Regions from separate parts of the Homo sapiens genome. Here region 1 is linked to region 2. The links are chromatin loops, found by intact Hi-C in ENCODE. Cell type or tissue: A673. All regions are shown on one strand. Each heading gives the region's core, and the rest is flanking DNA. Links, peaks and the distances in the headings are about the cores only. Region 1 overlaps LOC105379104 (a long non-coding RNA gene). Region 2 overlaps PAM (peptidylglycine alpha-amidating monooxygenase).

Region 1 (5,390 bases), core at 168-5,167, 290 kb before region 2:
TTCCTTACTGGTAAAGTGGGGTGAAGGGTTCACAGAATTACTGGCAACTGTAAAATGAGCTAAAGAGATGAGGGGAGACCTGAACCATTGCATGGCATATATGGACGCCCAGTAAATGTCAATTTCACTTTCCTTATCTCCAAAATACTTTAGTAATATGCCTTTAATTGTAATTTTGACCTTGCATTTTACATAAACCCCTAAGTCTGAGGTACTTTTACAATTTGGATACCAATCTTTCCAATAAAGTTGACTGCTATCTCTTCTGTGTAATTTCAACAGCAACAGAAAGTCCCCCTGACTTTAAAAGCATTTCTGTTTGCTCTGCTCATGCCTGAAGCTTCTTTTACCAAGAATAAAGGCATTTATTCTATAATTATAGATAAACTAAAAATATAAATTCCCTGTAGAGAGATAACACCATGACTTAAATTCACACCAGCTTTTAGAGGACTGATAACAGAGAGTTTTCTTTGATTAATTGGGGGAGAGCAGAGGTGAACATGCAGGAGAAGTGCAATGTGGTAACCTGGGCCGGAAGAGAGTCCACAGAGGGAGGAAAATGATCTCAAAATAAGGACAAAGTCAAAGACAATTTTCAACAACCACACAAGTTTTTTCTCCAGACCAGACCCTGCAAAAGGAGATATGATTGACATCACAATGGCTTTTTCAGAAAACAACTTTTTGTCTAATAGTGGTAGAGAATCCAGTTTAAATTACAGGTGTACATTACTGATCAGACCAAGGCATTTATATGATTGGAGATGGTAACACTAGACATATGTCCACAGTGGGATAGACTCTGCTCACAGGCGCTGCTGGTAGGTAGAGCGGTGTGTGTCTTTAACATTCACTTGGTGTTATCACTTGATGTTTCCAGACCTGATTTCCCCATGGTTTGAGGAATAAATAAACTATTGAGAGTAATTTAAAGAGAAGCCACAGAAAGTATTAAGTATCAAGGTTTTCAAACCAATTGGTGTTTCTAACCCCTTACCCTATGGAATGGCTAGGGGTTCCACTGGATGCTCTAAAATTATTCTGGACACACCAAGCAGTCAACAACAACAACAAAGAAACAAAGGGAGGAAGAGTTTTTTTCTGTTTTCAGCCCAACATCAATGGCTCTTTGTGTCATGCTTCAGCCCAAGACACATAACCCGCTGCTTTTGTCAGGTCCATAGCCTAGTGGGAAAATATCAGGTGATTTAAGCAAATTCTGAAAGCACCAAACTGTCAGACTTGAGTATTTATGGTCTTTGATTGCAAACTTACAAAGAACAGAGACCATGTATATATTCTGAACCAGCATCCTATGCATATACAGGGATTATTAAACGATAATATTTTATTGTAGAAGGCATTTAAATGTCCTCTCTGACTGTCAGGCTAAGGTACTTAAACTGTAATGCACATTTTGTCTTCATTCTGAAGTCAGTGCCTTCCTGGTGGTAAAATATTCTTCCTCATACCTCCCTCACTGAAGTTAATAAAACCTTAGTCGTCCTTTAGAACGAGGCTAAATACAATTTCGTCTTAAAGCATTTCTCTGGTTATTCTGGGCAACACTTAAACTTCTTTTATAATTAAAGACAGTATGATGAGCTAGTACTTTACATTCTCATTTTTTTCCCTTGTGTTAGTCTTGATTTTAGAACCTTTTCCTCAGCTGTGTTGTCAGTTCACACGGTGAGGACCATGCCTTATCATTCTGATACCAAGCCCATTTCCATTTATTCTTATCTCATGGTATATGATTTTTTAAAGTAATTTGATTAATTGAAATTTTGTTAGATTATTAAAATCCACATGTCACCATTTGTTAGAGACACAATATTGTGTCGCCCCAAAATTCATATTTTGAAACTCTAACCCCCCAGTGTGACTACATTCGGAGACAGGGCCTGTGAGGAGCTAGGAAAAGTTAAATGAAGTTGTAAGGGTGAGACCCTTATCTGATAGGACTGATGTCCTTATAAACGGAAAAAACACTGGAGCACTTCCTCTTCACCATATGCGCGAAGGTGGCCATCTGCAAGTCAGAAAGAGAACCCTCACCAGAAACAGACCCTGTTGATCCTTGATGTGGGAACTTTTAGCCTTCAGAACTGTCAGAAAATAAATTTCTGTTTTTTAAGCTACTTAGACTCTAGTCTATGATATTTTGTTATGGTAGCCTAAGCCTACTAATACATCACTAAAATCTTAAAAAAAAAAACGCCTGATTCAAGGAAGCAATATGCAAATCCAATAGACATGTTTTCAATTTAGAGAACGAACTGTGTTCACAGCCATAAGAAGTCCATTTTTTGTTTTAATAGTGCAAAGAAATAAAACATTTGCACAATTCTAGTGGAAACTTTTGCCTTGCACTTTCGGCAATGTAGTGGCAATCTTAGAAAAAGACCATAAAAAGAACTAAATAAATTCCTTATAAATTTAGAATGAAAAACGAAGTCAAAATAAATATTTTAAAAACAAAACCACTAATTTTAAAGTAATAAAAATCACTACATAATAGTTGCTTTGCTTAAAAACAACTTTATAGTAAAGCTCCTGTAAGCAGTGCCTCTCAGATGCTGGCATTAATCAACAAAGTCTAAGATTGCATTGGAGCCCCTAGCTTAACAGTTTTTGGCCACCAATAGGGGGCAGCAAGGCACACCAGATCCCTCAGTGACACTTGAGGGAGGCTTGCCAGGTTAGCTAGGAAGTGTCTAGGAGGCATGGCAACATCAGATATGCAGAAAAAGAAATCCATACATCAGATAAGGCACTAGTAGGAGGAGATAGTGAGAATACACAGATCAAAATTTCATTCACGCCAATGGAAAGCATGGAGTGGAACTGAGATGTTTATGCTTCTAGAAATCGTATGTGTCAGCATCTCTTAATTCTACTAAATCTGACAAAATCATCCATAATGTTTAGAATTCTTCTGTCCTGATTTCTCATAGTTAAAACTAAGTGCTTTTTCTTTTTCTTCTACTCAATTCCTTTAAGCCTGCATGGAAAGTAGCTCCACAACATCTTAAAGAGTACATTGGCCTATAATAAAGGGTAGGTTGACTGTTTTTCTCCCCAGAAAAGAGAAGAATTTTCAGTATTCCATAATTGCAGAAAAATACTTTGGTCCAAAAGTAGACTAGTCTTGCCTATCAGAATGTGCCCAGAGAGCTAGGTCCTGAAAGCAATTAAACCTAGTTCTAAAAGATCTTGAGCATAAGAAAATTGGAACTGTTTGTTTAATTCCTTACTAGATATTACATTGACATGCCTTTAGAGTTACTATGCATTTGATAAATATAGGAAAAGACAGTAAATATTTTGCTGATTAGTCAAAAATATATGGGCTGATAGATTGATTTCCTCACTTCAGCCACAAAGTAAAGAACTTCCAGCCTTCCCAATTTATAGAGCAAATTTTAGAATGTTTCTGTGCAGAATGTTTTACAGAGAGTGATAACGAAAAGGAGCTCAGAGCTTATTTTCTGTAGGATGTATGTACAGCTCTGACTCAGACCTAAGTATGGAATAGAACACTCCTTGCTCTTTCTCCACTGAGCAAAGTCCAAATGTTGATCATGTTAGAAGAATCAACTTCTTCTAACGCAGGTGGGCACCATCCAATCTAATCTGTTGAGAATGAGAATTAACAAATTGGCAGAGGAAAGGCAAATGTGCTCTCTCTCCTTAAACTGGGACATTCATTTTCTCCTGCCCTCAGACATCAGTGCGCCTGGTTTTTGGATCTTCAAACTCAAACTGGGACTTATGCCATTGGCTCACCTGGTTCTGAGGCCTCTGGTTTTGGACCAGACCTATACCACTGGCTTTCTTGTCCTCCAGCTTACAGACAAGACAGCAGATTCTGGAACTTAGCCTCCATACTTGTGTGAGCCAATTCCTCGTAATAAATCTTTGTCTATCTGTTTGTATATCTACGTACCTATCCCATTATTTGTTTCTCTGGAGAACCCTGAATAATACAAATATGCTACCTTTTCTGATTTCTTTTTTCTTTTTTTTTTTTTTTTGGTAGAAGGAAGGGCTTTATTCAGCTGGGAACATCAGTAAGCTACTGCCTTAAAATCCGAGCTCCCCGAGTGCACAATTTCTGTCCCTTTTAAGGGCTCACAACACTAAAGATTTCACATGAAAGGGTCGTGATTGATTTATTATTATTATTATTATACTTAAAGTTTTAGGGTACATGTGCACAACATGCAGATTTGTTATATATGTATACATGTGCCATGTTGATGTGCTGCACCCATTAACTGGTCATTTAGCATTAGGTATATCTCCTAATGCTATCCCTCCCCCCTCCCCCCACCCCACAACAGTCCCCGTTGTGTGATGTTCCCCTTCCTGTGTCCATGTGTTCTCATTGTTCAATTCCCAACTATGAGTGAGAACATGCGGTGTTTGGTTTTTTGTTCTTGCGAGAGTTTGCTGAGAATGATAGTTTCCGGCTTCATCCATGTCCCTAAAAAGGACATGAACTCATCACTTTTTATGGCTGCATAGTATTCCATGGTGTATATGTGCCACATTTTCTTAATCCAGTCTATCATTGTTGGACATTTGGATTGGTTCCAAGTCTTTGCTATTGTGAATAGTGCCGCAATAAATATACCTGTGCATGTGTCTTTATAGCAGCATGATTTATAATCCTTTGGGTATATACCCAGTAATGGGATGGCTGGGTCAAATGGTATTTCTAGTTCTAGATCCCTGAGGAATCGCCACACTGACTTCCACAATGGTTGAACTAGTTTACAGTCCCACCAACAGTGTAAAAGTGTTCCTATTTCTCCACATCCTCTCCAGCACCTGTTGTTTCCTCACTTTTTAATGATTGCCATTCTAACTGGTGTGAGATGGTATCTCATTGTGGTTTTGATTTGCATTTCTCTGATGGCCAGTGATGGTGAGCATTTTTTCATGTGTTTTTTGGCTGCATAAATGTCTTCTTTTGAGAAGTGTCTGTTCATATCCTTCGCCCACTTTTTGATGGGGTTGTTTGTTTTTTTCTTGTAAATTTGTTTGAGTTCATTGTAGATTCTGGATATTAGCCCTTTGTCAGATGAGTAGGTTGCAAAAATTTTCTCCCACTCTGTAGGTTGCCTGTTCACTCTGATGGTAGTTTCTTTTGCTGTGCAGAAGCTCTTTAGTTTAATTAGATCCCATTTGTCAATTTTATCTTTTGTTGCCATTGCTTTTGGTGTTTTAGACATGAAGTCCTTGCCCATGCCTATGTCCTGAATGGTATTGCCTAGGTTTTCTTCTGGGGTTTTTATGGTTTTAGGTCTAACATGTAAGTCTTTAATCCATCTTGAATTAATTTTTGTATAAGGTGTAAGGAAGGGATCCAGTTTCAGCTT
Region 2 (5,390 bases), core at 317-5,316:
AATAGAAAATACCACCCAGAATATACCCAAGGATTTTAAATCATTCTACTGTAAAGACACATGCACACATGCGTTTATTGCAGCACTATTCCCAATAGCGAAGACTTGGAACCAACCCAAATGCCCATCAATGCTGCACTGGATAAAGAAAATGTGGCACATATACACCATGGACTACTATGCAGCCATAAAAAAGGATGAGTTCATGTCCTTTGCAGGGATATGGATGAAGCTGGAAATATCATTCTCAGCAAACTAACACAGGAACAGAAAACCAAACACTGCATGTTCTCACTCATAAGTGGGAGGTGAACAATGAGAACACTTGGGAACAGGGAGGGGAACATCACACACCAGTGCCTGTCGGGGGGTAGGGGGCTAGGGGAGGGATAGCATTAGGAGGAATACCTAATGTAGATGATGGGTTGATGGGTGCAGCAAACAACCATGGCACGTGGATACCTATGTAACAAACCTGCACATTCTGCACATGTATCCCAGAACTTAAAGTATAATAAAAAATGCCACAAATCAAAATCAAAGTTAGTCCAGTGGAAAAAAAAAAAAAGAAAAGAAAATACCACTCAGAAATATATAGCTGAACAGAGCTGTGGAAAAGGTAGCTATGGGGATATAACCCAGGAGTGTCCAAGGTGGGTAGGGTGCCATCAATCACACATCAGTTCCGTAGAGGTAGAGCCACTTTTAATACCATCCTAGACAGATTTTGTCATCCAGAGCAGAGATGGGGGTCCTTTCTGAGGAAGGAGAAGAGTCTTTCACTATGACAATCAAAAGATAAGATTCCCAAATGAGTACTGGTGGTAAGGAGGGAAAAGTTGATGTTGCAAATCAGCCTAGGTTGGACCTTGTGATTCACTGGTTAGAGAGAGAAGAACACAGTTTTCTGAGTTGATTTACTCAAAAAAGTGTCATCACTAAGAGAGACACTATTAAAAGGTTAAAATATGGCGAGAAGATTAAGAGCTCCATTTTAGACATTTTAAGTTCAAATGAGACAGACAGACATCCAAGTGGGATTTTCCAGAAGACAGTTTTGTAACACCAGTTTGGTGTTAGGAGAGCTCCAGGCTTGGTAGTCATGTGCCTGGAGGTGGTAGCTTAAGTTTTGTAAGTGACTGAGATCACTTAGTAGGAAGAGGCTTTAGCCAGGGGAAAAATGTTTCAGGGACAGACTTCCCAAAACACCAGCGTTTTTTACATGATGGACGGTAAAAAGAGGAAGCACAGATGATAGGTGGAGAAGACCTGTAAAGAACAACATTATAAGGAGAGAGGTTCTGAAGGGAACTTTCAACAGGGCTACAGCCTCCCAGTAGATCAAAATAAAGAGTCTATTAGCATTGGCAATTAGGATCCCTTACCTCTTGGAGAAGTCATACAACGGTGAAATAGGAAGTGGAAAGAAATGCATCCAATTTAGGGAGGGAAAAGGATGTAAGGAAGAATGAATCAGCAAGTAGCCCTGCACCATCCAATATGGTAAACACTAGGTGAAAATATTTATGTTTTGAATATAAATTAATTCAAAGTAAAAAATTAAAAATTAAGTTTCTCAGGTGCACTAGCCATTTACAAAGTACTCAGCCCCATGTGTCTGTCTAGCAGCTATTAGGTTGGACAGTGCAGACATAGATTACATCCATTATTACAGAAAATTCTTTTGGACAGTGTTGGAGCTTGTAAAGGAAGAGAGAAGATGGAAAAGCCTGAAGGATATGTTATGTTAGAGGAGAGTCTCTCCCCACCTCCACAACAACTCAAGCCCTAAGTGAGTGTATGTATAGCCTGTGAGTCAGATATGAGGTAAAGAAGTTGTATTTATTAATAAAAAAGAAAAGAGAGAAGACAGGAGAGGCTTTAGGGAATTCTGGAGGAATGGCATTCAGAACAGTGGAGTAGAGAGAGTTCTTTTTCCAAAGATACGCTAAAAGAGATGGAGAAGGTACAGATACAGCCTCCTTTGGCAAAGCCAGTAACCAATTAGCTGTAGTAGCCACAGTGACTTATTAAGAAAATAGAGGGCTAGGAACCTAAAAGGGCTTTTTTTTTAATTTTATTTTTTTTACTTATTTATTTTTTGAGACTGAGTCTCACTCTGTCTCCCGGGCTGGAGTGCAGTGGCGTGATCTCAGCTCACTGCAAACTCTGCCTCTGGGGTTCAAGCAATTCTCGTGCCTCCGCCTCCTAAGTAGCTGGGATTACAGGTGCCCACCACCACACCTGGCTAATTTTTGTATTTTTAGTAGAGATGGGGTTTCACCACGTAGGCCAGGCTGTTCTCAAACTCCTGACCTCAAGTAATCCGCCCGCCTTGGCTTCCCAGTGCTGGGATTACAGGCATGAGCCACCGTGCCCAGTCCTAAAAGGGCTTTTTGTTTTCTATTACAAAAATCCAAATGTTTGACTGGAAAAAGGAGCTGATTTTTAAAATATTATATAAACCACAGGTTGAAGCAGATGCATGTTGCAATTAGTTTGTTTTTTCAGTCAGTAATTATAATAGCTATAATTTAGTGACACCTACTTTATGATATGTACTGGACTGGGTATTTTAATATTAGCTGTCTTCTTTAAATCTACAAAGTAATTTCTAAAGGTTATTGTCACTATCTTTATTAAGTTAAGTAGAATTTACTTAAAGGCACAAAGTAGAATTATTTCTTAGGGGCACAGAAATAGGGTTTGATGTGTATTTGAATTGAGGAGTTGCCATACAGGGAAAGACCAGAGTGCTATAGGTGCACCCAGCAGAGACCCCTGAGTTGAATTGTCAAGAAAGGCTTTTTTGATGTGACACCTAAGATCTGAAAGTTGAGGAGCTAGTTTATTAGTGGGGAGGGAGTGGTCCAGGCAGAAGAAACAATATCTTCTTAGAGTTGATATTCAAGGAAATGAAAAGCCAATATGAGTGGAACATAAACTGAAAAGAAAAAGGAAACATTGAGAGATGACACAGGGGTCAGGACCACCAACTTGCTTTATTTATGTTCTACTCCATCTGTTATATTCATTAGATGTATTTTCTAAATAAACATCTTAATGTGACTAAGAAAATTGGTTAACATTTCAGGATTCCATATTATATCTAGTACACTAGAAGAGGAAAAAACTCTTTCTGGTTTGCACATAGGAATGTAAGAGATAGCCATCTAGTGGTCTCTCTCTCATGTAACAAGATGTTTGTACAGATTCTGCTCTGAAACTTTATTCTGGCAAGGCCTGTGCAACTGTGTGCAGCCAAGCCTGTTGCATTATTTTAACAATTTTTGCTTTCCTAACCCAATAACAATTTTAAATGATAAATTCACATGAACTGGAGTGCTCTACCTTTGGTATTTTATCACAGCTTTTAGATTTCCTCTTACAAACCTGAATGACTATGCATAGTTCTGAACCTGTCTTCCTCCATCAAGATTACCCTAAACACAGAGGTTGCAGTGAGCCAAGATTGTGCCACTGTACTCCAGCCTGAGCGAAAGAGAGAGACCCTGTCTCAATAACAATAATAGCTTAAACATATGGATTCAAGTTTTTATTTAATTTTAATTTTTTTTGAGATGAGGTCTGTCTCTGTCACTCAGGCTGGAGTACCGTGGCGTGATCATAGCTCACTGCAGCCTTGAACTCCTGAGCTCAAGCAGTCCTCCCACTTTAGCCTCCCAAGTGGTGAGGACTATAATTGAATGCCACCACACCCAGCTAATTTTTTTATTTCTTAGAGAGATAGGGTCTCACTCTGTTGCCCAGGCTGGTCTCGAGCTCCTGGGCTCAAGCGATCCTCCTGCCTGGGCCTCCCAAAGTGCTGGGATTACAAATGTAAGCCTCCACTCCCAGCCTCAAGTTTTTAAATAATGGTTTATCTCTCCCTGAAATACTCTTGTATTTTATTTCCTAAATAAGACGTTTCATTGTACAAGCATATGAAACTATTTATATTTAATGTGTGGTACACGAGAATTTAGCAGTAATGAACTGTATTAATTTTTCTTCTGTGAGGCAGAATGCCACTGTGCCCTAACAGATTTGGTTGACTTATAATTTGCTTTGTTTATTTTACTGAGATTGGCCCTATTACTTGGTAATTATTTTCTGATTGAAGATTTCACCTGGGATAAGCTGATTTCACTGGCAAGAATTGAAAACCTACTTTGAAACATTAAACCAAGACTATTTGTAAACATGACAGAATCTCTTAGCATCATTTTGGAAAGACTTCATCTCCCCTTGCACCACTTTCTTAATAATATATTCTTCAGTGAAATACATCATGGCTAAACCAGTTATCATTTTCATTTCCTAATGGTCATGAAAAGAGATTTTATAAATGTTTTCTAATTGTGCTGTAAATGTAATTAAAACGTAAGCAACAGGACTCCATAGTCGTAAGTAATTTCATCATTAGCAGCACCTAGTATAGGATGAGGAAAAGGAAGAACTGGTGGTTGCCCTTGGGTTTGGTGTAGGAGAGCAGATTTGTGTTTTCATTGAGAATATGTTTACCATTCACACAGTTGATATAAATGGATTTGAAGTCATCGTGGAAATGATGAGGGTTAAAATACTTCATGAACTTTCTGTAGTCATATTTTGTATATGTGATAATATTTTACAAATAATTTGCTTTCATAGAATTGGAGTCTCATACCCAAGTTTACTCCTTAATACAGGAAGGCATAGAATGCATTTTAGTGATGAATCACCCTAATGATATCAGTTTATTAAAATCTTTTCCTTTGTTTGAAGCTGATTTAAAAGTATCCTTTGCTCAAAAAATTATTTTTCTCACTTGCTCATTTTTTGTTTAAGAGGAACAACTAGAGCTTACAGTAGCACTGCTAACAAAATAATAATAAAATTTAGGTTTCCCAGTTGTCAAATGGATACGTATTTACTTGTGTTTTACAGGAAATGTATATTTCCTGCTCAAGAAATGTATATTTCATTTCTTGTGGCTTGCACTTCAATAGGTTTTAAAGGACAACTGCAAAGAGTTTCTTGTGCAGATAGCTGTTATCTAATGTAGCTATTGATGATATTTTATTTTAGAAATCTGATGAGCTCTTAATTTCCGTATCAAACTATACTTTGAAAACCATTTATTGAAATGTGCCATGCAATTACATAAGCATTATTTTTTCTACTAATATGTCAATAGATGTTATACATAAAGAAATAGATGATATATGAAATAAAGTATTTCATCGGTCTAGGAATTTTTCTTTTTTTTCCTCCTATGCTTAAAAGTCTGAGTGCAAACTTCTCTCTTATTTATTATGAGAAATGAGTAGATATTTTTTAAAGCACCAAATTTTGTAAATTTTGCAATCTTATCTACCCTCCACGCCCTTATCTCTTCTCTTTTTTCC

What was found. Hi-C counts contacts between places; a loop is a spot of excess contacts. Peaks named below come from ENCODE experiments on the same cell type or tissue, not always from the same donor. Only the 100,000 strongest peaks of a DNase experiment are listed, where the experiment ranks them.
Region 1: a loop joins it to region 2, with 5 times the contacts of the local background. A loop is called at or near these places in 29 of 110 quality-filtered maps.

The regions. Positions count from the first base shown.
Region 1 is chr5:102,678,933-102,684,322 of GRCh38, forward strand. All of the region lies in intron 2 of LOC105379104 (a long non-coding RNA gene), which reads left to right. Among named protein-coding and RNA genes, the nearest start is that of LINC00491, 10 kb to the left of the region's middle. In A673, for the core only: CTCF peaks have their summits at 2,632 (motif pointing right) and 2,839; a DNase peak (open chromatin) is centred at 2,669.
Region 2 is chr5:102,968,722-102,974,111 of GRCh38, forward strand. All of the region lies in intron 14 of PAM (peptidylglycine alpha-amidating monooxygenase), which reads left to right. Among named protein-coding and RNA genes, the nearest start is that of GIN1, 150 kb to the right of the region's middle. In A673, for the core only: CTCF peaks have their summits at 3,166 (motif pointing left) and 3,370; a DNase peak (open chromatin) is centred at 3,170; H3K27ac peaks cover 1,276 bases.